3 separate regions of the Homo sapiens genome follow, and all the other regions are linked to region 2. The links are chromatin loops, found by intact Hi-C in ENCODE. Cell type or tissue: Calu3. All regions are shown on one strand. Each heading gives the region's core, and the rest is flanking DNA. Links, peaks and the distances in the headings are about the cores only. Region 1 holds the start of MYO3A (myosin IIIA). Region 2 has its middle 110 kb from the start of LINC00836. Region 3 overlaps MYO3A (myosin IIIA).

The links. Hi-C counts contacts between places; a loop is a spot of excess contacts. Peaks named below come from ENCODE experiments on the same cell type or tissue, not always from the same donor. Only the 100,000 strongest peaks of a DNase experiment are listed, where the experiment ranks them.
Region 1: a loop joins it to region 2, with 1.9 times the contacts of the local background. A loop is called at or near these places in 1 of 110 quality-filtered maps.
Region 3: it touches region 2 in a loop (4-fold over the local background); 1 of 110 quality-filtered maps calls a loop at or near these places.

What each region holds. Positions count from the first base shown.
Region 1 is chr10:25,930,675-25,938,476 of GRCh38, forward strand. It overlaps MYO3A (myosin IIIA), which reads left to right and starts at 3,555. Exons shown (of 35, transcript NM_017433.5): 1 at 3,555-3,654; 2 at 5,070-5,156. It overlaps LOC101929073 (a long non-coding RNA gene), which reads right to left and starts at 3,036. Exons shown (of 4, transcript NR_120650.1): 1 at 2,880-3,036; 2 at 1,634-1,687. In Calu3, for the core only: a CTCF peak has its summit at 4,365 (motif pointing right); a DNase peak (open chromatin) is centred at 4,377.
Region 2 is chr10:25,754,209-25,762,010 of GRCh38, forward strand. No RefSeq gene overlaps it. Among named protein-coding and RNA genes, the nearest start is that of LINC00836, 110 kb to the left of the region's middle. In Calu3, for the core only: no CTCF peak of the experiment used is centred there; a DNase peak (open chromatin) is centred at 3,923.
Region 3 is chr10:26,163,768-26,171,569 of GRCh38, forward strand. It overlaps MYO3A (myosin IIIA), which reads left to right. Exons shown (of 35, transcript NM_017433.5): 27 at 2,300-2,411; 28 at 4,945-5,107; 29 at 6,649-6,772. Among named protein-coding and RNA genes, the nearest start is that of GAD2, 49 kb to the right of the region's middle. In Calu3, for the core only: no CTCF peak of the experiment used is centred there; no DNase peak of the experiment used is centred there.

The DNA of each region.
Region 1 (7,802 bases), core at 1,417-6,416, 180 kb after region 2:
CAATCTTTCTTCCCTTAATTGATCTCCCAGATCACTGGGTCACTTGTGCTGGGCTAACTGATGAGACGCCATTAGTCTACAAGGTGGAAGTTTGCTCCTGGCAAGTGCACTCATTTTTTTTTCTCTCTCTCTCTCTTTTTTTTTTTTTTTTTTGAGATGGAGTCTCGCTTTGTCATCCAGTGCAGAAGCGCGATCTTCGCTCACTGAGATTGCTCCACCTCCCCAGCCTCCTGAGTAGCTGGGATTACAGGCATGAGCCACCTTGCTCGGCCCAGTTCTGCTTTCTCTGAGTCTTTTTGCCAAGAAGTAGATGAGTCGGTTAAAACTGGAATGAGGCTGGACTGTGGCACGCACCCGTAGTCCCAGATACTCAGAAGGTTGAGATGAGAGGATCTCTTGCACCCAGGAGTTTGAGACCAGCCTGAGCAACATAAGGAAAAACAAAAACTTAAAAAAAAAAAAAAAGTTGATATTGCCAGGTGTAAGATGAACAGGACACCATGCTTCTTCCAAGGGCAGGCTGTGCTGTGAAATGTCAACAACAGTCCCCTTTTTTGAGTGACTACTTCTTTCTAACTCATTGGAAAATCTTGCTTCCTATGCTCATAGACTATCAGAAAATTTGATTTTTGAAATTATGTCAGTAAAAATGAAACCTCCCATAATTGCTTGTAGGATCTAACTCACTTTGACAACAGAGACATGGCCCCGATTTACAACTCAAGTACAGAGCTTCAGATAAGGAGTTTCCCAAGACAGCATTCCACATTTATCCAAGGAAACAGAACCCTTGGTCACAGCCCAAACCTCATGTTGACTCCCAGCTCTGCTTTGCTTTGAGCCTATCAAAACTCCACTTCATGGTTCCTCTAGTTTGCAGTATCTCTACTGTAACATTGAGTCAATGAACCTGACTTTGTGGGACTGCAGGTTTTGTCCTTGATGGTCTTAGGCTGGTTGGATTGGACACACTATTCTATTCCGTGTTAATGCCATTCTTTTCATTATTATAGCTTAATTACATGTTTCTTTTTTCATTGCCTTATCAAAAGGTTCTCAGGGCTGGAGGCAGTGGCTCACACCAGTAATCCCAGCACTTTGGGAGGCTGAGGTGGGTGGATCACAAGGTCAGGAGATCGAGACCATCCTGCCCAACATGGTGAAACCCTGTCTCTACTAAAAATACAAAAATTAGCTGGGCATGGTGGCGGTGCCTGTAGTCTCAGCTACTCGGGAGGCTGAGACAGGAGAATCACTTGAACCTGGGAGGCGGAGGTTGCAGTGAGCCGAGATCGTGTTACTGCACTCCAGACTGGCAACAGAGTGAGACTGACTCCGTCTCAAAGAAAAAAAAAAAAAAAAGTTCTCAATTTTTTTTGTCTTAGAACCTTCCTTTATTTACACTCTTAAAAAGTTTTGAGGACTCCAAAGAACTTTTATGTTATAGCAATTAAAACTGAGAAATTTTAAAAATATATTTCACTACTAAGCTCATTACATGTTAACATGAATAGCATATTTTTAAGTGAAAAATACCTGTATTTTCCAAAACCAAAAAAGTTTAATGGTAAGAATGGCATTATTTTATATTCTTGCACATTTCTTTAATGTCTGGCATAACAGAAGACGTTACCTGTTTCTGCATTCAATCTGTTGTGATATCACATATTATGGAGCCACTGGAAAACTTCATCATAAATTCATTTAAAAAATGGGAGAGAAAAAGGAGTGGAAAAAAGTCTTATTATTAAAGTAATTTTGGTCCTGTGAACCTCCCGAAATGGTTTCAGAGACCGCCCCCTGACCCCCAACAAATTTCCCCTAGACCACACTCTGAGAACCACTGGACTTAGCTCTTCTAGCTTCTGTAGTTTTCATATGAATTCTAGAATATATTTGTCTCTTAATTTGGGAGGTAGTAATTATGTGTTTAACATCTTGTCTTCTAACTTAGGATTCCAGTGTCTTTCCAATTATAAATAGTCTGTCAACAATCCTGCATTTTTAAATTTTTTCCCACTTTTCTCCTATATTTCTCATTTTTTATCATTCTTAGTTATTTCATGTTCTTTCATGCTTCTATTGTGAATGGGATCTATTTTTCTATTGTATTTTAATTGGGTGTTGTTTGTCTCTATTGAGATTGTGACTTTATTTTGCATGTGAGCACTCAGTTGCTCTAATTCTTAAAATCTCCCAGGTATGTCCAAATGGCCATAATTATGTTGAATAATATATTTGCTGTGATCTGTTTTTGATGAGATAACTTCTTGATTTGAAGCTGTTCATATATGTTAGGCTTTTGATTCAATATAATCCCTATTACAAGTCCACTATTCAATTTCTAATTTTTTTTTTTTTTTTTTTCGAGACGGAGTCTCGCTCTATCGCCCAGGCTGGAGTGCAGTGACGTGATCTCGGCTCCGTCACTGCAAACTCTGCCTTCTGGGTTCACGCCATTCACCTGCCTCAGCCTCCCAAGTAGCTGGGACTACAGGGGCCTGCCACCATGCCCGGCTAATTTTTTTGTATTTTTTAGTAGAGACGGGGTTTCACTGTGTTAGCCAGGATGGTCTCGATCTCCTGACCTTGTGATCCGGCCGCCTCGGCCTCCCAAAGTGCTGGGATTACAGGCGTGAGCCACCGCGCCCGGCCCAATTTCTAAATTTTAAAGCTACTTTAAGAGGAAGGGTCTTGAATATACTGAATGACCTTTTGAAACAGATTTTTAACATCACATTTTTTCCTTAAGATATGCATTGATTAGGATTAGATGACCTCTCTTTGGTCTCTTCTATAATTCTCATTTAGATAACATGAACGACAGACCCATTGAGATAATTAACAGAATCAAAGGATGTTTTGGTTGTAGTTCTCACCTGTTCAATGGATGAAGGTATAGCAATACCCAATATGTCCCTAGAGACTGTTCAAGAGAATCTGGCCATCAGGGTCCCCCCAGGTGAGCCCTGTGTGACAGGAGACCACAGAAGGTCTGGAAAGGATTGCAAAGGACCAAGTAGAGGGTTGGTGACTAACGGGCTGCCTCCCGAGGGTAGAAGTTCTTGCCTTTAACTTCAGCCCCAGCCCCAAACTCCTTAGCAGTCTGCAAAAGGGAACTGGACCCTGGGAGCGATCTCATTAGCCACTCACTATCCCTCTTGGACCTGAAACCCATTACATTTTCCGGGTCCGAGACCCTCGTAGTGTGGGGAATTTCCTGGGAGGAAGATACTACGCGGGGCCGGGAGCAGAATTTGCTCCAGGCACTGGGCCAGTCCATGAGGGCTCCAGGATCCAGGGGCCCCACTCCCTTCTCGCCGGGCTCCGGGCCAAGGAAGCGCGGCCGGAGTCCCGGGAAGCCCCTCGGCAGCCAGCCAAGGGCCCTGCGAGGATGTGGATGGCGCGGATGGCGCGGCCTCCACCTGCGGGCAGTGGAGAGAGCGGCGAGAGGAAGAATATTCCCCGCGAGCCGGGATAAGGGGCCCCTTCGGCTCGGTTGACCCAGGTCAGATCCTCCCGCCGACCTTCGGCCCGCCCTCTACAGGCGGCCCAGTTCTTCCCCTGCTCGGCTGCCCCTGCCCGCCCCTCGAGGGAGCGCCCGTAGCCAGCGCCCCCGTAAAGAAATAAGGAGGCGCCCGGCTTCCCGCCCAGGTACGTGTCGGGACAGCGCAGGGGACTGGCTTGGGGCGGCGGTGGGTAGCGGCGCCCGCGCGGCGCTGGAAACGGCCCCGCTTCCTTGGACCCCGGGGCTTGCAGGGCGGGCCCGGGGCTCTCTGAGCGCGAGGCTGCCGCGACCGCCCGCCCGCCCAGGTCAGATCCGGAGGACCTGTGTGTTTGTCGGGGCCTGGGGTGAGAGAGGGGACTCGAGGGGAGAAGTAGAGCGGGAAACCAAGAGGGGGAATGTGAGGCTTGAACGAGCTGGATGGGAGAGCTCGAGGGGAGGAGAGGGATGAACTTGAGGGGGAAACGGGGGCGGGGGTGAACTCGAGGGGGAGCCAGGAGGAGGGAACGGGAAGGGTGAACCTGAGGGGTGGACTTGAGGGAAGATCTTGTGGGTGAACCCGAGGAGGGAACGCGAGGGGATAGTGAGGGGGGATCTCGAGGAGGGAACGTGAGGAATGAACTTGAGGAGGGAACGGGAGGGGTGAACGTGAAGTGGAAACAGGAGGAGGGAACGGGAAGGGTGGCGTAAGGGGTGAAGGAAGATCTTTAGGGGTGAACTTGGGAAGGAAACGTAAGGGGAGGACCTCGAAGAGTAACGAGGGGCGAGAACTGAGGGGGCCCTGCAGGGAGACTGGAGGGAGGAGGCGCCGAGTCTGGCGGGTGTCGCCTCGGAGACCTGTGGCGCGCGCGGGCTTTGCGGCGCCGCCCACAGGTGGCGCTGGGTCGGCCCGTCCCTGAGGGAACTGCGTTCCGGGTGATTTCTCAGAACAAGCAGGTCGGTGGAGCTGGGCTCCCTGCAACCCCAAATGCATCCGTAAAGGAGTTTTAATTTTAAGGAGAAAGAGCAGACAAGAAAAGTATGATCATTATTGAGAAATAGAGAAACCTACCAGGAAAGGATGTCCTTTCAAGTCTGCTCACCAACAGCTCTGTTCTGTTCTCCAAGTAGTTGCTAACTCGCACCTTGCTACTATCCCCCTTCCAGAAAAAAAATTTTATTATTGTTAGAATGGAAATTGGCCATAAGCCTTGAAATGACTGTTGTAATGCCACTGAACCCTACACACTAAGCGTTTTTGAAAACTCAAAAGAATCTTCATTTCTGGTTGTTTCTAGTTTTCTTGGTGAATTAACTAATTGTACAGGTGCACTTAAACCTTCTTAAGCATTTTTATAATTCAGACGGATCTGGTAGCTTGAGAGTTGTTTAATGCCAGCATATGAAATGAGGGGCTTTAAGTTCCTTGTTCATTGTGTAAAAGTGCGAAAACTTAGTTACTGAGGAATAAACTATTTGTCTTGCCCTTCTACCTAGAAGTTTCTAAGTTCAACTTCTGATTATTTTCCCCAGATCCTGAATGTTTACTCCCATAAAGCCATGATCTTTTTGTTTTGGGTTACAGGCCCAGGGCCCCAGTGCAGCCTGGACACAGTATTCAAAGTTTTGGCGTCTGAGCATTGTTATGCGTTATTTTCAAGCTTTGCTAACGGTAGGTGATAAAATTGACAAGTGTTCTGGGTTTGCCAGAACCTAAGTGCCAAGTTTTGACAGATAAATTGGGTGCATGTTATTCGTGCCATATTGATTTTTATTACATTATAAAAGATAATTATTTTAAAATGGGAAAATTTACAGATGCATAAGCTTTCAAAGATAACATGGGCTTTATGAATATATTGATGAGATGTCTAGCATGTGAAAAATTACATTCATTTGTCTTAGTCCTTTAAAATTATTATTTGGGGACGAAAATGCAAACTAAAAGATTCAATTTTGTAATCTTTAATATCAACTTAATATATATGTGTATATATACATATATTAAAATTTGGTCATGTCACATAATTTGATAGCATCATCTTGTCCTTTTTCGACTGCATCTTTATAGCCTAATTTTTTTTTTGCATATATTCTTTGAAAAATAACTTTCTCTGTCAAATCCAAAATATTTGAAGGTCCATTATTTGCTACAAGTGGTTTTGATAAATAAATATTTGGAGGCTGAAATACCCTTTAGAATGTATAGTTCTTTTATATAAATCATATAAAGTTTGTAAAATGTTTATTATGTAAATAATTTTTGCAGTGTTATTTCCAGCTGCGTTTTCTTTTTCTTTTTATAAACAAGGATCCTTTCATTAGTTTTGTCCGGGAATTGATAATTTGAATGATTGTACCTAACAAACAAACTCCCTCCCCCTAGTAATAGGAAACAAATTCAGTTATTCATTAGAGGGTAAATAGAAGATTTCTGATAAGCTTTCAAATTGATACACAGACGATCCCTTACTACTTTGGCGACACATTGGGAGTTAGGAACCTCAAGTTGGGAAGCATTACTCTTTTGAACTAAAATCATCTATCATTGGACACGTAATTTCTACCATGAACTTAAACATTATGACCTTAAAAACTTTCTAATCTTCAGTTTTCTTTTATGAAAATATGGGTTACAGTAATGCTTTTCTAAAGGGCTTCTCCTGATAATTAAGTGACATACTGCATGTAAAACTTTAAGCACAGTAGGTACCTGGAATATGGTAAGCAGTTAAAAAAAATAGCCACTGTTAATATCCATTTTTCCTGATATCTGAGGGTGATTAGACAATGTCGATATGTTTATAGTTATAGATCATGTCTTGATAAAAAATGCAGAACCTCATATAGAAGTCGTATGCGATAGTTTCAAGCCTGAAATTGGCCTTTAGAAATGTTTCTTTGGGTCAGCTCAGTACTTTAAAATAATTGATTTACTTACCGGTATTTTCAAATTAGTAAATTTTGTGTAAGTTCCTGGAGTCCTGGCTTCTCCTGAAAAAAATGGAGGACCAGGCAAGACAGCTCTTGCAACTGCTCATGGCAGAAGCCAGGATGAGTTGCCCACTTTGGGTGGGGTATACATTCTCCACTTTGCCACATTGCTGCCATCCTCTGCCTTTATTTCATCAAGTCCTGCTTCACTCATATATTTTACCTCCCTCACTCCTGCAGACATTTGAGTTTGTGATTTCAGACTCTGGAAATATCCCTTACTAACTTGAACGGTTAATTATATGGCTCACACAATAGCTTAACTGTCATCCTTTGAAAAGGAGAATAATCCTGTATTGCAATTTACGAAACAGTTCCTCATAAAACTCAGGTGATGCTTATATCAACTCTGAGAATTTGTTCAGACATGCATTATTATCCCATTTTACAGCTGTGGACATTGACTTTTAGGTTTATACTAAAACTTAAAGTAATGATCTGGTGACTTAAAGTTTTTTGGAGGCTCACTAACACCACCTTTTAAAGATGGAGATTTTTTTTAAAGGAAATTATAGTCTTTCTTTTGGTTCTAGCATTTATTTTAAGAAGTACTTTTATCCTCATAAAGGGAGAAAATGAATGGTGGAGAACGGAATACAAATACAAAAGTATTTAAGTAGATTTTGTATTTCCTCTTTGCAAAACATTTTTAAGCAAATTGAAGGGAATAAAACATTGGTTATGGCTCATTCAAAACAGAGCATACATGTAACTGGACAAGGTCTGTTTTAAACTATACTGTTATTGGAAAGCTGGAAAGAATGTGTGTCCAGTTCATGTGGTCTGTAATTAAGCTAGACCAGATTTCTGTGACCAGTTAAGCTAGACCCATTCCTCTGTTTTAATGTTCTGTAAGAAAGGAGACACCCGAAACTTGTTTGGCGATTCAGACTAGTGTTTTACAGGGCAAATTTAATTTTTTGTAGGTTTCTTTGAACCAGGAGGGCTTTGTTTTATTATTTTCATAGTCATTCCAGGAGAATAATCTATAGAATAAATTAAAATCAGGCATATTGCATTTACGGGTGTAGTAACTGTGTATGGTCCTGCTGATATGTGACTGTGTATGAGAGACGTTCAAACCAGTCTGATAGAGGCTTGGGGAAAGCATCTAGGCAAAGACAACAGGTCCTGGGGCAGAAAAGGGTTTAACAATGTTGTAAGTCCCGTCGGAAGGCAATTGAGGCTGAAGTCACTGAGAGTGGTGAGAACACAGGAAAGTCAGAAATGGCCAGATCATTCAGGGTCTGGAGAACTTGGTAAAGAATGTGGATTTTGTGGGGTTTTTAGCAGGAAAATAAGATGATCTGATTTCTATGCTGAG
Region 2 (7,802 bases), core at 1,189-6,188:
AAGAGGGCTCAGTGGCTCACGGCACCCCATGAAGTCAACAGCATCTTAGAAAATATTTGAACCAAGCAGAACAAAGTGATCATTTGAGTTCCCCCAAGATGACCTAATTTTTTACATGGTGAGGAGGGGCTTAGAGATCATAACTATAAGCTACAAATCTGATCTAGAAAGACCTCGGTAATTTTTTAAAATCTCTTTTATTTACGCTTCTCTGAGCTACATTCCCTGGAGCATAAGGATTAGATCAGAGACATTTATGGAAGGAAACTTATATATTCTAGGCTGGTATTTGAAAGTTTAAATTGTAATTCTCCTGCCTCAGCCTCCCAAGTAGCTGGGATTACAAGCGTGCGCCACCACACCTAGTTAATTTTTTTTTTTTTTTTTTTTTTGAGATGAAGTCTCACTCTGTCGCCCAGACTGGAGTGCAGTGGCGCGATCTCAGCTCACTGCAACCTCTGCCTCCCAGGTTCAAGCGATTCTCCTGCCTCAGCCTCCCTAGTAGCTGGGACTACAGGCGAATGCCACCACGCCCAACTAATTTTTGTATTTTTTTTAGTAGAGATGGGGTTTCACCATATTGGCCAGGCTGGTCTTGAACTCCTGACCTCGTGATCCACCCGCCTCGGCCTCCCAAAGTGCTGGGATTACACGCGTGAGCCACCGCACCTGGCCTAATTTTGTATTTTTAGTAAAGACTGGGTTTCACTATGTTAGTCAGGCTGGTCTCGAACTCCTGACTTCAGGTGATCCACCCGCCTTGGCCTCCCAAAGTGCTGGGATCACAGGCATGAGCCACCGCTTGAACCCGGGAGGCAGAGGTTGCAGTGAACTGAGATTGCACCATTGCACTCCAGCTTGGACAACAACAGCAAAACTCCGTCTCAAAAAAAAAAAAAAAAAGTATAAATTGCATAAGCTATAAAATTGTGCCATCGCCAGTAGCCTGTATGAGTCTTAAAAACTCTCTCCTTAGAAAGTTTCTGTGTTCTGAAATCACACTTTCGTCTGTCCCTCAAGGCTGTGAACATTGGGTCCAAGACTCCCAACCTTTCTACTCCTCCCTTCCATGAAGAAGAAGGGAGCTGTGACATGAGTCACCCCACCATGGACAAGATACTTCTCATATATGTCTGATACACAGCAGAGGTATGTGTTATTCTATCTTCATTTGACAGGACAGGAAACTGGGTGTAAGATGTTTGCCCAAGTCACTGATCAACCAAGTGCCTGAGTTGGGATTCAAACTCAGGCTTATAAATCTGACTGACTAAAAAAATCTCTTGCAGCCAGGCGCCATGACTCATGCCTGTAATCCCAGCACTTTGGGAGGCCGAGGTGGGTGGATTGCCTGAGCTCAGGAGTTTGAGACCATTCTGGGCAACATGGAGAAATCCCCTCTCCACCAAAAATACAAAAAAAAAAACTAGCTGGGCATGATGGTGGACACCTGTAGTCCCAGCTACTAGGGAGGCTGAGGCACAAGGCAGAGGTTGCAGTGAGCCGAGATGGTACCACTGCACTCCAGCCTGAGTGACAGAGTGACACTCTGCCTCAAAAAAAAAAAAGAAAAGAAAAGAAAAAATCTTGCTGCTCTTACCAAACCAAGTGAGAGGTGACAGCGTGCTGGCAGTCCTCACAACCCTCCCTCGCTCTCGGCACCTCCTCTGCCTGGGCTCCCACTTTGGCGGCACTTGAGGAGCCCTTTGGCCCACCACTGCACTGTGGGAGCCCCTTTCTGGGCTGGCCAACACCAGAGCCAGCTCCTTCAGCTTGCGGGGAGGTGTGGAGGGAGAGGCGCGAGCGGGAACCAGGGCCGCGCAGCGCTTGCGGGCCAGCTGGAGTTCCAGGTGGGCGTGGGCTTGGCGGTCCGCGCACTCGGAGCAGCCGGCCGGCCCTGCCGACCCCGGGCAATGAGGGGCTTAGCACCCAGGCCAGTGGCTGCGGAGGGTGTACTGGGTCCCCCAGCAGTGCCGGCCCACTGGTGCTACGCTGGATTTCTTGCCGGGCCTTAGCTGCCTTCCCGCCGGGCAGGGCTCAGGACCTGCAGCCCACCATGCCTGAGCCTCCCCCAACTCCGTGGGCTCCTGTGCGGACAGAGCCTCCCCGACGAGCGCCACCCCCTGCTCCAGGGCGCCCAGTCCCATCGACCACCCAAGGGCTGAGGAGTGTGGGCGCACGGCACAGGACTGGCAGGCAGCTCCACCTGCAGCCCCGGTACGGGATCCACTGGGTGAAGCCAGCTGGGCTTCTGAGTCTGGTGGGGAAGTGGAGAACCTTTATGTCTAGCTCAGGGATTGTAAACGCACCAATCAGCGCCCTGTCAAAACAGACCACCCCCCCCCCCCCCCACCCCACCCTGCTCTACCAATCCGCAGGATGTGGGTGGGGCCAGATAAGAGAATAAAAGCAGGCTGCCTGAGCCCGCAGTGGCAACCCGCTCGGGTCTCCTTCCACACTGTGGAAGCTTTGTTTTTTCGCTCTTTGCAATAAATCTTGCTACTGCTCACTCTTTGGGTCCACACTGCCTTTATGAGCTGTAACACTCACCGCAAAGGTCTGCAGCTTCACTCCTGAAGACAGCGAGACCACGAACCCACCAGGAGGAACGAACAACTCCAGACGCACCGCCTTAAGAGCTGTAACACTCACTGAGAAGATCTGCAGCTTCACTCCTGAGCCAGCGAGACGACGAACCCACCAGAAGGAAGAAACTCCAGACGCGCCACCTTAAGAGCTGTAACACCCACCGCCGGGGTCCGCGGCTTCATTCTTGAAGTCTGAGACCAAGAACCCACCAATTCCGGATACACAAGCAATGCTGATTGCTTCACTTTGAAAGCTTTCCAGCCGGGTGCGGTGGCTCACACCTATAATCCCAGTACTTTCGGAGTCCGAGGCGGGCTGATCACTTCAGGTCGGTAGTTCGAGACCAGCCTGGCCCACATGGTAAAACCCCGTCCCGTCTCTACTAAAAATACAAAATTAGCCGGGCGTGGTGACAGGCACCTGTAATCCCAGTTACTCGGGAGGCTGAGGTAGGAGAATTGCTTGAGCCTGGGAGGCAGAAGTTGCAGTGAGCCAATATCGAGCCACTGCACTCCAGCCTGGGTGACACAGCAAGACTCTTTCTCAAAAACAAAACAAAACAAAACTTAAAAACTTTCTTTTTTTAAGTGTGAACATCCTCAAACCACACATCCTTGGAAAACCCCATGGGATCACTTCTACTCTCATGATGGTTGTCTTCTCTAGCATCTTGTGGTTACAAAGCATTTCAGGTAAGAGCACAGGCTTTCTGGCCAGGAAGACTTGAGGTGAGTCCCAGCTCTGTCATGTCATAGGTAGGTGACCTAGCTCTTAGCTATTAGGTTGGTGCCATTACTTTTAATGGCAAGAACTGCAATTACTTTTGCACCAGACTGAAAGCCTCTGTTTCATTCAAGAAAAAAGGAGACATTACACTGTTTCTTTCTTCATAGGGTTATTGTGCAGATTGAATGAGATAACGAATACAAAGGATTTAGCACATGCCTTAAAAATGTGTATTAGGTTATATTTTTTAAATGTCAGCTATACAAGTTAGATTACCATTATTTTAACAGTTCGTCTAATTCATTCTTGTGACATCTATTAGTTGTTTTTTATTTAGCCTTTCAGCCACTCTTGTCTCTCTGACTTGTTTGAAAGCCTTTAAAGCTTGGATCGTGTTTTGTTCCTTTGTATCCTCTTACACATAGCACAGGTTTTCCAAAAATATTTGTTGAGTTGATTTCATTTCATAATGTGTTCTCTTTAAATAGCAACCAGAAGCACAATTCAAAATAAACTGTAGATTTTGATAATGAATTTCTTTTCTTGTGATTAGTGGCTCTTTGTCTTGCTTTTGTCCTGAGCCTATGTTTTGAGATAACACTTGGGGGCAGCATTGAGTCAGTCTGCACTTCCCCTGTTGTGAACTAGAAGGAAATATGAAATCCAAAGGTAGGGGCTGACAGATAGGAAATGAATGTCTCCAAATACATCAGTAGCTTTAAAATGACTGTGCACTTTGCTACAGAAATCTATTTAAAAGCAGCACACCCTTCTGCAGATCTCAGGGGAGCTCTTGAGGATAAATGACTTGTTTTCTCTCTAACCCTGGGGGGCAATACAAACTGTAAGATGTTTAACCATTTACTCACACAGCAAAATGGAGCAAACCTACAAGCTACATTATAAAGGAAGATAAATTTAGCATGCATTTATGATGTGAAAAAGCACAGCTACTGCTCTGGTTGTTTAAATACTACATCAGTAATTGCAGTCCATTAAGTCAGTTAAACAAAACAGTGAATTAAAATTTTCCATTAGCCAGATTTTTTGCCCTACAACACTAAAGAGAAGAAAGGTAAATGTAGTAGCACAGCAAGTTGATAGCAGAGGTTCATTTGGTTAAGCAACTTTTTAAAACGTCCTATGCCCTGCACAGATGTTATCCAGTCTCCTATAGCCACAATTACATCACTACAAATATATGCTTAGATAATCTATCAATGTTCAGAATCTTTGCCTCTAGGTACTGCAAGATTCTTACCAGTTATAATAAAACTAGTGTGCCAATTATCTGATAAAACAAAGTACACTTGGTTGTTTCCAAAAAAAATTTTTGTAATGGTACAAAAAAAACTCATAGAAGACACTTTTTTTTTTTTTTTTTTAGCAACTTGGCCCTGTCTCTACCTCTCACCAGAATCTGAAGAAATTGCATATATTTTTGTACCAACAGGGTTCCTATGAAAACCAAATGGAAAAGTACAATAGGATACACCAGTTTCTTCACAGGTCCACAACCTAATTTGTGTTATACCTATTCCCTGATTAGTTACAGAGGTATTTATTCTTTATTTGTTCATTCAACATTCACTGAACATCCAATATGTGTCCAGTACTGGGAATATAAGGATGAATAACACATTATCTATGTTTTTAAAAAGTTCAGTCTAGGAGAAATGAACATACAGACATACACACATCTGCAAATAATTGCAATCACACTGATTTCTTTTGGGCCTGGAATCTCTTATTCTTTTCATAGCTAAACAAAATAACATCTCAGAGTGTAATCTCAAAGAACATAAATCTCTACTTTATGGAAGAGGAAAGTGAAGTCCACAGACAGTAAAGGACATGACCAACCAGCCAGTTAGTGCAAAGCCAATAAAGGAACTTGTTGACTCCCAACCGATGTGTTTCCACCACATAATATTATTACCCTTTTATATGGTTTGGCTGTGTCTACCCAAATCTCATCTTGAATTGTAGATCCCATAATGCCCATGTTGAGGGAGGGACCTGGTGGGAGGTAATTGAATAATGGGGGAGAGTCTCGTGATAGTGAATAAGTCTCACAAGATCTGATGTTTTTATAAAGGAGAGTTCCTCTACACACGTTCTTTTGCCTGCCACCATGTAAAGATGTGCCTTTGCTCCTCCTTTGCTTTCCGCCATGATTGTGAGGCCTCCCCAGCCATGTGGAACTCTGAGTCAATTAAAACTCATTCCTTTATAAATTACCCAGTCTCAGGTATGTCTTTATTAGCAGCATGAGAACAGACTAATATACCCCTGCATGTGAGATTGTTGAGATAAGGCATTATAGCTTGTATGTCCTTGTATTTTCGAAGTCTCTAGTAGAAATCTTTAATAAACATTTATTTATTGACTTTAATATCTCTCCTGCTGTCATCTGTCCAGATATAAATCTCACCATTATGAAAGCTTTCATAAGGCAGCTAACTTTTAAATTGTTTAGTCTTTGAGATTATTCTCAGTTGACCAAAGCAGACATTTTCCTTTCACTAATGCTCAATTTCCCAAGGCTTGGCCTTGGGAATTGATTGAGGACAGGCTAATAATGGGCATTCACATATGAGTGCATCTGAATTCGACCTTGCATTACCTTTCATACTTTTCCACCTACTTCCAACCAACAAGATCTCTCTATTTATATTCTGGGGATTTAACATTTAAGGCCAAATCACAAAAAGCCTGTTGGGTAGTTTGTGCTTCTGCATATCTAGTAGTATGCTGGAAAATATTTAATAATAGATCTAGGAGAGGAAAAAAAGGCCTGATAAATAGCATTTGCCAATTTCCATGGTGTAAATACTTTCACCATGGTAAATTTCATCCTACCAATGTATCAGTGCATACTGAACTCAGCACAGAGAAGAAATATACACAATCTGCTCTCACTAATCAGTGCAAGCCAGCTCCAGCTAACAACTGCCCCACTGCTCTCAACATGAAGACTCAGCAGTGATCTGTCCTCACTTCTGCTGCCTGACGCTCTTGTCATTGCTTAGCTATATGAGAGACTGCTAGGTTCGGCTTGTAGGGTTGGTAAGTGCAATCAGCAATAGGCCTGATTGTAAGACAGATTTTGAACTTGGTAGGAATATAGGGGGAGAATCAGTTATTAAACTAAATTAACCCTTTTCCTGTTTGCTCTGGGAATACTTGCCGGCGGGCTTTCAGCTGCAGTGTTTACCCCAAGATAACTTTGCCACAAAATATCTCACTTTTATTATTATTTTTGCATCACTCTGGTATATCGACTTGAGAAGCAAAAGACATCATTCTATTTATAGCATTCTGTTTTTAGTAGTAGTATTTCCATTTACAAAACACAGTAATTCTCAACCACTGAAAATGTCAAATCCTAGAAAATGTAGCATTCCTACACATGATGTTAACATCATTCTCTAACAGTTGGCTGAAGATTCATTTGATGAATCCGATTTTTCCAAAATAGATGATTCTAATGATTCAGATGATTCTGATGTTAGTTCTGTTTAGAAATAACTCCAAGAACAGTTTTTATATTTCATTTTCACATTGAAAATGAGTCAGATTTGCTTCAGCCTCAAAGAGGGCGTTTACGTAAAATTAAATGAATGCTGATAGCAAGCTGCATTTTTTTTATGGGAAAAGATTTAACTTATGAAATTAATGAAGATATAAGAGAAAGGAGGCAACTAACTACACTCACCTGATAATTATTATTGTTTTGACATACAGGTATCGCTGATACCCTTTGTGTGAAAACAATCGAGAAAGTGCTGGCTGAAATTACAGATGGAGGCTGGACTCTAAAAACCAACAGATGCCTCAAGGGTTTGAATCTGCAGCTTTAGCTAATCAGACCGGGCTACAGTGTTGAAATTCAAGAGGCAAAGAGAAGAACAGCAAAAGGGATAGTGAGAAAGACTTGAGGGTAGAGACGCAATGTTTGAGCAGCAAATTTATTTACATGTTTGCTCAGCCAGTCAGCCAATGGGTGTTTATGCACCCTCCAAATCCCTATGCTGAAGTCCTAACTCCCAATGTGATTGTTACAGGAAAGTGGTCCCTATACAGACTCCAAGAGAGGGTTCTTCGATCTTGTGCAAGAAAGAAGTCAGTGTGAGTCCATAGAGTAAAGTGAATGCAAGTTTATTAGGAAAGTAAAGGAGAAAAGAATGGCTACTCCATAGACAGAGCAGCCCCAAGGGCTGCTGATTGCCCATTTTTATGGTTATTTCTTGATGATATGCTAAACAAGGGGTGGATTATTCATGCCTCCCCTTTTTAGACCATATACAGTAACTTCCTGACGTTATCATGGCATTTGTAAACTGTCATGGCGCTGGTGGGAGTGTAGCAGTGAGGACAACTAGAGGTCACTCTCATCACCGTCTTGGTTTTGGTGGATTTTGGCTGGCCTCTTTACTGCGACCTGTTTTATCAGCAAGGTCTTTATGACCTGTGTCTTATGCGGA
Region 3 (7,802 bases), core at 1,443-6,442, 410 kb after region 2:
AAATTTAGGAATCACCACATACAGGAATAGTTGGAGCCAAGCATGTAGATGAGATGCCTGTGGACAGAGCTTAGAAAAAAATGGAACACTGTAGAACACTAGCGTTTAAGCAACAAGTCATTAAATCATTAAATATGGGGCATGCAGGGAGACTAAGAGGGAGGAGGAGAGGCAGGGGACATTAGGTGGAAGCCTTGGAGAGAGCAAGACAGAACAGCCAATAACAGCAAGTGCTGCAGAAAAAACGCTTACAATTAGAATGGAAAAGGACCTGTTAGATTTCACCACTCCTGCATCCTTTATGAGTAAATAAGAGGCCTTGTTGCTATGTGATTAAATGAGATTCTTGGAGCTGAAGAAGTGATGGGAAGTGAAGAGTGAAGAGTGATGGGAAGTGAAGACGATTATTTTAAACCGTCTTTCAACTTATCAGCAAAGCTAGTGGAAGAAACAGAATCATTACAGATGAGCGAGGCTTAAGGTGTTTGCTTTGTAACAACACACAAACATCCATTTTGTAAATGGAGGGAGCCAGAAGAGAGAAATGAGATTGAAAATATACAGAAAAGGAGGAGGAGATGGCCTCTAGAACACAGGCGGAGGATGAAAATCTCCTCTGAAGGAGGAGGGAAAATTGATAGTGAACAAATGAATTTTTATTTGGGGAAGAAGCCTATGAATTGTGTGTCTGGTGGCTTCCAGTGATATAGTAGAGAAGCTTGTCTGCTGAGAGAGGTACGGAGGGCAGGGGCTGCTGGGAGACTTGGAGAAAGCAGGACGCAATTAAGTCGCTTTTGTGAGGAAGAAGAGAGGAAAGTGGCCCTGGACACTGGTCAGGATCCAGAGCTTTCTTGGGAGCCTGGCTGAGTCAGGAATCCACACATCCACAGGGAGCCGACTGTGAAGATTTTCTCTGGCTGTGCTCTGAAGCCCGGCACGAGGATAGAGACGCAGATGATTGGCGGGTCCAGGCACGCATGTTTGCAGGGAGTGCACAACAAAGGAATGAGAGTAGGAAAGGTGCGGGGGCTGCCTAAGGGTGGCTCCTGCGATGAACTGTGAGACCCTGGCTGGTTCTGGAAGGAAGGAAAGCCAAGAGTTGATGGACAGGCTGTGAATGCAGAGTCGCCGCTACTGGGTCACCATGTGTACATGAGCGAGTTAGTCCTGAAGTGAGCAGGCCTAGTGGCTAATAGGCACTCCCTGGGGTTATTTGCACTAACAGCAAAAGTTATGGTCACTTCATTCTATACCATTCTAGGCCAGTATTCTTCTCCACGGAGCCTAACAGAAGCTACTTCATTGCAGATTTAATGAGGTGAAACTTAGCAAAGTTGAAATATGTTCATTTTAGAGGTTTTATCTCCGGACTCATTTTTAGATGAGGAAATTGATACTTAATTGTGACATGTCCAAGTATATACAGTTAATGAGTCAAGGGTAAAACTCTGCTCTGCATGTCACCGTGCCACCTCAGCCGTCTACATATCAGGGCCTCTCTTTTGAAATTCAAAACCTACCAAAATTTGCTGCTTTGTTGCACTGGACTTTCAGGCTAATCTTGCACCAATAAATTAAAAATAGTAGAGTATTAAAAATTCTGGAAATCTGTCTTTTTGCACAAGATTATTGACCAGTGTAAAGCAGATTTTCTTTCCTTAATTCATCCCCTTCCCCACTAAGCCTTGTGATTTAACCTGAGGACCTGCTTTCAGTTCTTTCCTGCATTAGCCCTTCCTCTTTCCTTCCCTCGATTATGGATAGATTAACCAATAGAGCAAAACTCTAGCAGGAGACATAGTGTCCCTCAAGGAAAAACAATGATGGAAGGCATGTATACAGTGATGGGAAGTTTCACTGGAATTAAGCTCCATCACCCAATTTGAAGATCAGCTTCCAGAGTTTTGTTAACACTCAATGTGAAAAATAATTCCTTCTGCTTCCTGCCACTGCAGTCCTGCACTTTTTAGTGTCCAGAGAAAGGTAGCGAAAAAACAAAAACAAAACTGCTAATTTTTTTGACTGATGGAGTTCTTGTCAGGGGAGTGCAGTATTAAGTTTTGAAAGGTGATCACAAAGGTGAAAACACAATGCTCAAATTTATACAGACTGGACTGGGTTTCCATCAGTTTGGAATTTGGTCTACTCCGAAGTTGTTCTGAGGATGCCTAAAGGATTTCTCCGCATCAAGTCTGGGCATCTCTTCCTCAGCCCCTGCACTAAGTTGTTGGGGAACCACCAAGCTACAGAGATGTTGGCACTTTATGCAATACTAACCAGCCCTTTTTTCCATTCCAAGGTACTACCTTCTCTGCTACAAGTCGAGCGAGGAGCCCCGCATGAGCCCTGACACCTGTGCCACCATTTTGGAAAAAGCTGGTCTCGATAACTGGGCTCTTGGAAAAACAAAAGTAATGTTTTCATGTAATTTTCAGGAAAATAAATAATTATGCTGGGTTCACTGAGAATTGTAACATTTTACAATGTTTGAAAGTATGGTTTTTTTATGTTATAGAATCTATAACTTACAATAGAGGAAGTAAAGTTATAAACTCATAAAGATTTTCTTTTTCGTCAACATTAAAGGCTTTTGCTCTTCATAAAGATTTCTTTTAAGAAATACAAAAGGCTGGGCAAGGTAGCTGACACCTCTAATCCCAACACTTTGGAAGGCCGAGGTGGGAGAATGGCTTGAGCCCAGGAGTTCAAGGCTGCAATAGCTATGATCACACCACTGCACTCCAGCCTATGCAACTTAAGACCCTGACTCTAAAGAAAAGTTTACATTGAAATTTAAAAAAAGAAATGCAAGAAAAATTTATCTTGAAGATTTATCAAAAAAGGATAAACCATAATGATTGTACTTTACTTCAGATGGTATTGAAAACAGATATATATTCTCTAGTTTATCACTACTAAATATAGTTAAAAAGCTGTAGAGAATCATAATGATCCAAATAAGATTCGTGTTTTCCTTTTTTTCTTAATTCTCAGACCTGCTTCTATCATAAACTTGAAATTTTTCTGGAGTAAAATATTCACCACTATTACTAGACTCGCTATATGTATTGGACATTGATGTGTTTATATATTAGCTTGCAGAACCTGTGAGATCTTAGCTTATTTAATCCCTTAGAGAACAAAGTAAAAAGCATAACCAATCTTGAACATGGAAGAAAGAGAGGTCACTGTTTGGAGAAAGGATGTATTGGTCTTCTCAGGTATTCTCATAGCATTACGAGACAGGGATCAGGAAATAAACAGGGTTCCATTGTGCACTGAATATATCTTAAGGGGATATGAAATGTATCACGGGGAGGATGAGGAAAAGAGCCAAGCTAAAGCCAAGAGATACTCATAGATTGACCACTCAAGAATACCTACTATCAGCCACACCACAGAAGTAAACCAAAACAAACTCCCATATTTGCAAAGAAATTTATAATATTTGTGTCTTGGGTGTAGGAGATGTGGGAGAGAATTTTAATAATGTTTGGATGAGAAACTATCCCTGTAACAATTTAAGAGATTTAAAAAAAAAGCCACCTTAAACTGAGTGTCCTGTGTATTCAGTAATCCATATTTACTTTAGTAAGGGGATATTTTGGGCATTAAAAATGAGTATTTTATTCACACCATTTTCTCTTAGATTATAAATTTCAAAATGATCAATTTTATCAGGCTAAAATCTCATGATTTATGGTCTGAAACACATGCCTAACTTCAAATGGAGTTTTAACTTGTAAAAAGGCCTTTTGCAGTTATAGTTCTGCATGATATTTAAGTAGCATTTTAAAGCTATTTGTATTCTTCCACTTCACCTTTTCCAACTCATTAACATGGATAGAAAGTATTAATATAGGAACATTTCTAATGTCATGCAAAAAGAAATGATGACCTTTTTAAACAGATTGAATTTTAAATGAATTGTCAACAGCAGAATGGACTAAATGTATTAACATCTAGAGTCCTGTAGAAATTAAAACTGAATTAAATCAAACCTGTAACACAAACGTGTTTACCCATGGTGCCAAGCTTTTAAGTAATGGAACACTGAGAGAATTCTACAGTCAGGGTTATCAGGTCTCATGACTCAGCCATAAAATTTGAATGTAAGTGACTTTCTTGAAGGATTCAATAAACTCTTTGAGATGAGTTTTATTAGGAAATTTAGCCATTAAAAGGAAAACAAACAAAAAACAAGCTTTTCATTTCCTTGGAGGAGGGGAGAGAAATGTTAGATGAGAACACGCCAAGCCTTCTGGCTCCTCCCTTGCTCCAATTGATGTTGATTTTAGAATAATCAAAAGTCAGCCCTCCCTTCTCCATGGCAGCCTTTGGGTCCAGTGAGAACCTTGTTAATGAAATCTGCCTGGGGCCTTCTCTTGGCCTTATTCTCTTCACTGACAACAATACCAGCCCCAAAGGACAGTGACCTGCCTTGTTCATCTCTGTATCCCCAGCAGATACGTACCTGTAACAGGTCTCAATAACATTAATAAACATTAGATGAATTAACTAACGGAACTATAATTCTGTCCTCTACTTTATAATAAGATCTATTCAGATTTTTTTAATTTGGGAAATATAGTTGCCTTTAAAAAATAAAAAGCATAAAAATTAGCTTAGCCCAGAATATACGATGCTAGAAACTTTGCTAAAAGAGCTCAACATCCTCCACTCTTATTGTCTCATCCAACAAAACCTAGTTACCTGTTGTAAATAAACAGCATGGTTGTCACCTTCTGCATTTCTTCTCAAAGAAATGTTTTCTTCAAGCATAAAAATCTGTACTGTCATAGTGACATCTAGGGCAAAGAAGCAAAAGACAGTGATTTCCAAAATCTCAAGCAATTTAGAATGTGTTCTGTTCTTCAAAGCACAGCACATAACTGCTTCACATCTGTGTGCCATGGTTCTTTGTATTATATTTTAATTTTTCAGGTGTTCCTTAAGTATTATCACGTGGAGCAGTTAAATCTAATGCGAAAGGAAGCTATTGACAAGCTTATTTTGATTCAAGCTTGTGTCAGAGCATTCTTGTGTTCAAGAAGATACCAAAAAATACAGGAGAAAAGGAAAGAAAGCGCTATAATAATACAGTCAGGTAATCTCTTTGACATATTTAGATATGGTCATAAAATCAAATCTTATAATACTTCTTACAGGCAAACCTCCAATTCTTGTGTAGCTTTTGTGTTTAATTCCAGACTGTGTTGCCTTGATACTTTTGCTATATTAAATCTAAGTCAAATTGTTTTAGTGATTGACACTTTTAATATTTGGATAAACGTTTTGTCTTAAATAATTTAATTTTTAACTTTTCTGTCAAGAATTAATGGAACACAATTGACCTATTGTGGAAGATATAGCAAATAATTAATTATAGATCTCAAGAATCATATTATTATAGCTCATTGGACAATAAGAATTTTTTCTACTTTATTCCAAAGGTTACACTTGCCATAATTTTTGACAACTTAAATCTTATTTTGTTAAAGGGCATCCATTTATTTCTGTTAACTGTAGAGAAATAATATTTATAACCATACTTTACTTCACATACTTTTATTAAGCTGTATTAATAGACTTTGGATTTTGCTTTCTATTTTTCCATAAGAAATGAAATTTAGATAGAGCTTGTCACAGCCTAGTATGCTCTCTTTCAAATTTTTTTGACTGGATACTTAGAGAAAAAAAATGTATTTTGCTTTTTAACCTATACACACACACACTACAAGCACTGTGTTCTGATCTTTTTAATTCTAGTCTATTCCATTTCATTTTTAGATGCTAGATTTGGCCTACTACATCAATTTTATGATCCACTAATGGTTTGCAGCCTGCATTCTGAAGAACACTAATATCGTGGGCAGAGGAGCTGACTGACATTCAAGAGATTAACATTCCAATCCCCGTTCTGTCAATCAGCAATGAGTCATCCTCATCTCTTTTTGTATTTTAAGCCCTTAACTTCTCACTGAGAAATCAAAATGCAAACTCAGTAATTTGGGCTCTAATCCTTTATCCACAATTTCAAAATTTATAAAGCTCTGATAAAAAGGTTCTTCATAGAGCCTTTGGCAGTAAAACATAGCAATGTGATGTGAAGTTATTTACAGTTCTTTACTCCCCCAACTTAGTAAAAATATTCTGTTTTTCTGAAGAAATAGTCATTGATTATTGGGCGCTGCCCTGACACAGGGAATGTTACAGAATATATATTTGCTCTGTATTAACTTTCTAAAACTTAAAAAAAATTAATCTGAATTCTCAAATATACAATCTGATCATCTGAAATGTATCTGGCCAAAATATATGAAACACATAGCAAAAAAATGAAAATGATTATTACTGAATTTTAAGCAAATGAGCACACTTTGTCATCAACTTTGCTCATCTCTATCATTTTGATTTCATTTTAGTATTCTTCTTAGTATGAAAGTTACTTTAGTTATTGTTGCTATAGCTTGCCATGTAGAAGAATCTTGTTAATGAATCACATTTTTAAGTGAACCTGTTCTATTTGGCATTTTAATTTTATTTTCCTCTTTGACATCAATGGTCAAAGCCACCATTTCTACTCTTTAAAGTAAATTTCTTTTATTTGTTTATAATTAACACTACTATGGGCTTTCTGTGTTTCAGCTGCAAGAGGACACCTTGTCAGGAAACAAAGAAAAGAAATTGTTGACATGAAAAACACAGCAGTAACAACCATTCAAACTTCTGATCAGGAATTCGACTACAAGAAAAACTTTGAAAATACAAGGTATAATGATGTTCATTCTTATACCGTTGTAACATATAGATTTTTCAGATCTGTAAGGTCATAGAATAATGTTCACAGCCTTTCTTGTACTAGTCAGGTTCCTGATACTGACACATCAAATGTCAGTGAACACCCAGAGGCTACTTTTGTGTTCTCTATCCTATTTTGGAGTTATTTCTCAAATGTTTTCTTCCTTGGCTTCTACCAGATTGCTTTCTATAATTCTACTTCTAATTCTGAGTGTCCTTTGCTAATATGTCCTCCAATCCCCACATTTAAATCCTCATCCATATCTAAATGTATCCCTGGGCCCTCTCATTCATTCCAGTGGCTTTAATAGCCAATATGCCATTGGCCCCTATGTCATAATCACCAGCTGCTCTTTCTTCTTGTGAGCCCTCATGTCTGTACTTCCAAGTGCATGTTAGCAAACCACTTATTCACTTATTCAGCAGGCTTTATGCTGGGCAGTGGGGACACAGATACGTGAAGCAAAATCCTTATCCTCAAATTTCTCAGAGTATTACAGAAAAAACAGGACAGACAAACACATCCCTCTTGTAAAATGTGTTAACTCTGCTATAAAAATAGGCAAAGGGTACACTGGGGGCAAGGAGGAGGGAACCCTGCCTTGGTTGGTAGTGGTTAGGGAAAGGGAAAAATATCTACATTTTGCCCAAGTGGTGAAACTTGAATTTATCAAACTGAGTACATGGTCATCCAGAGAGATAAAGATCATTCCAGCCCCAACCCTAGTCCCCTTGTTTTTAACATCAAGTCTGGCCATAGAAAGGGTGAAGGAATGAAATAGAAGAAGAGGTGGCTTCCTAGCTTCCTTCTTTCCCCACACACCCACATCTAACGTTCTCTTCACCCACCGCTATTCTCTCCTGCCAATAGTGGTCTCACAGATGATCTCATAGATGACTTCTCTGCCACCTCTTCCCCTCACCTTCACCCACACATTCCCTGAATCCCTCAGGCCAACCTCATTTCCTTATTTGAAAAACAGGAATGTTTATTTGAAGTT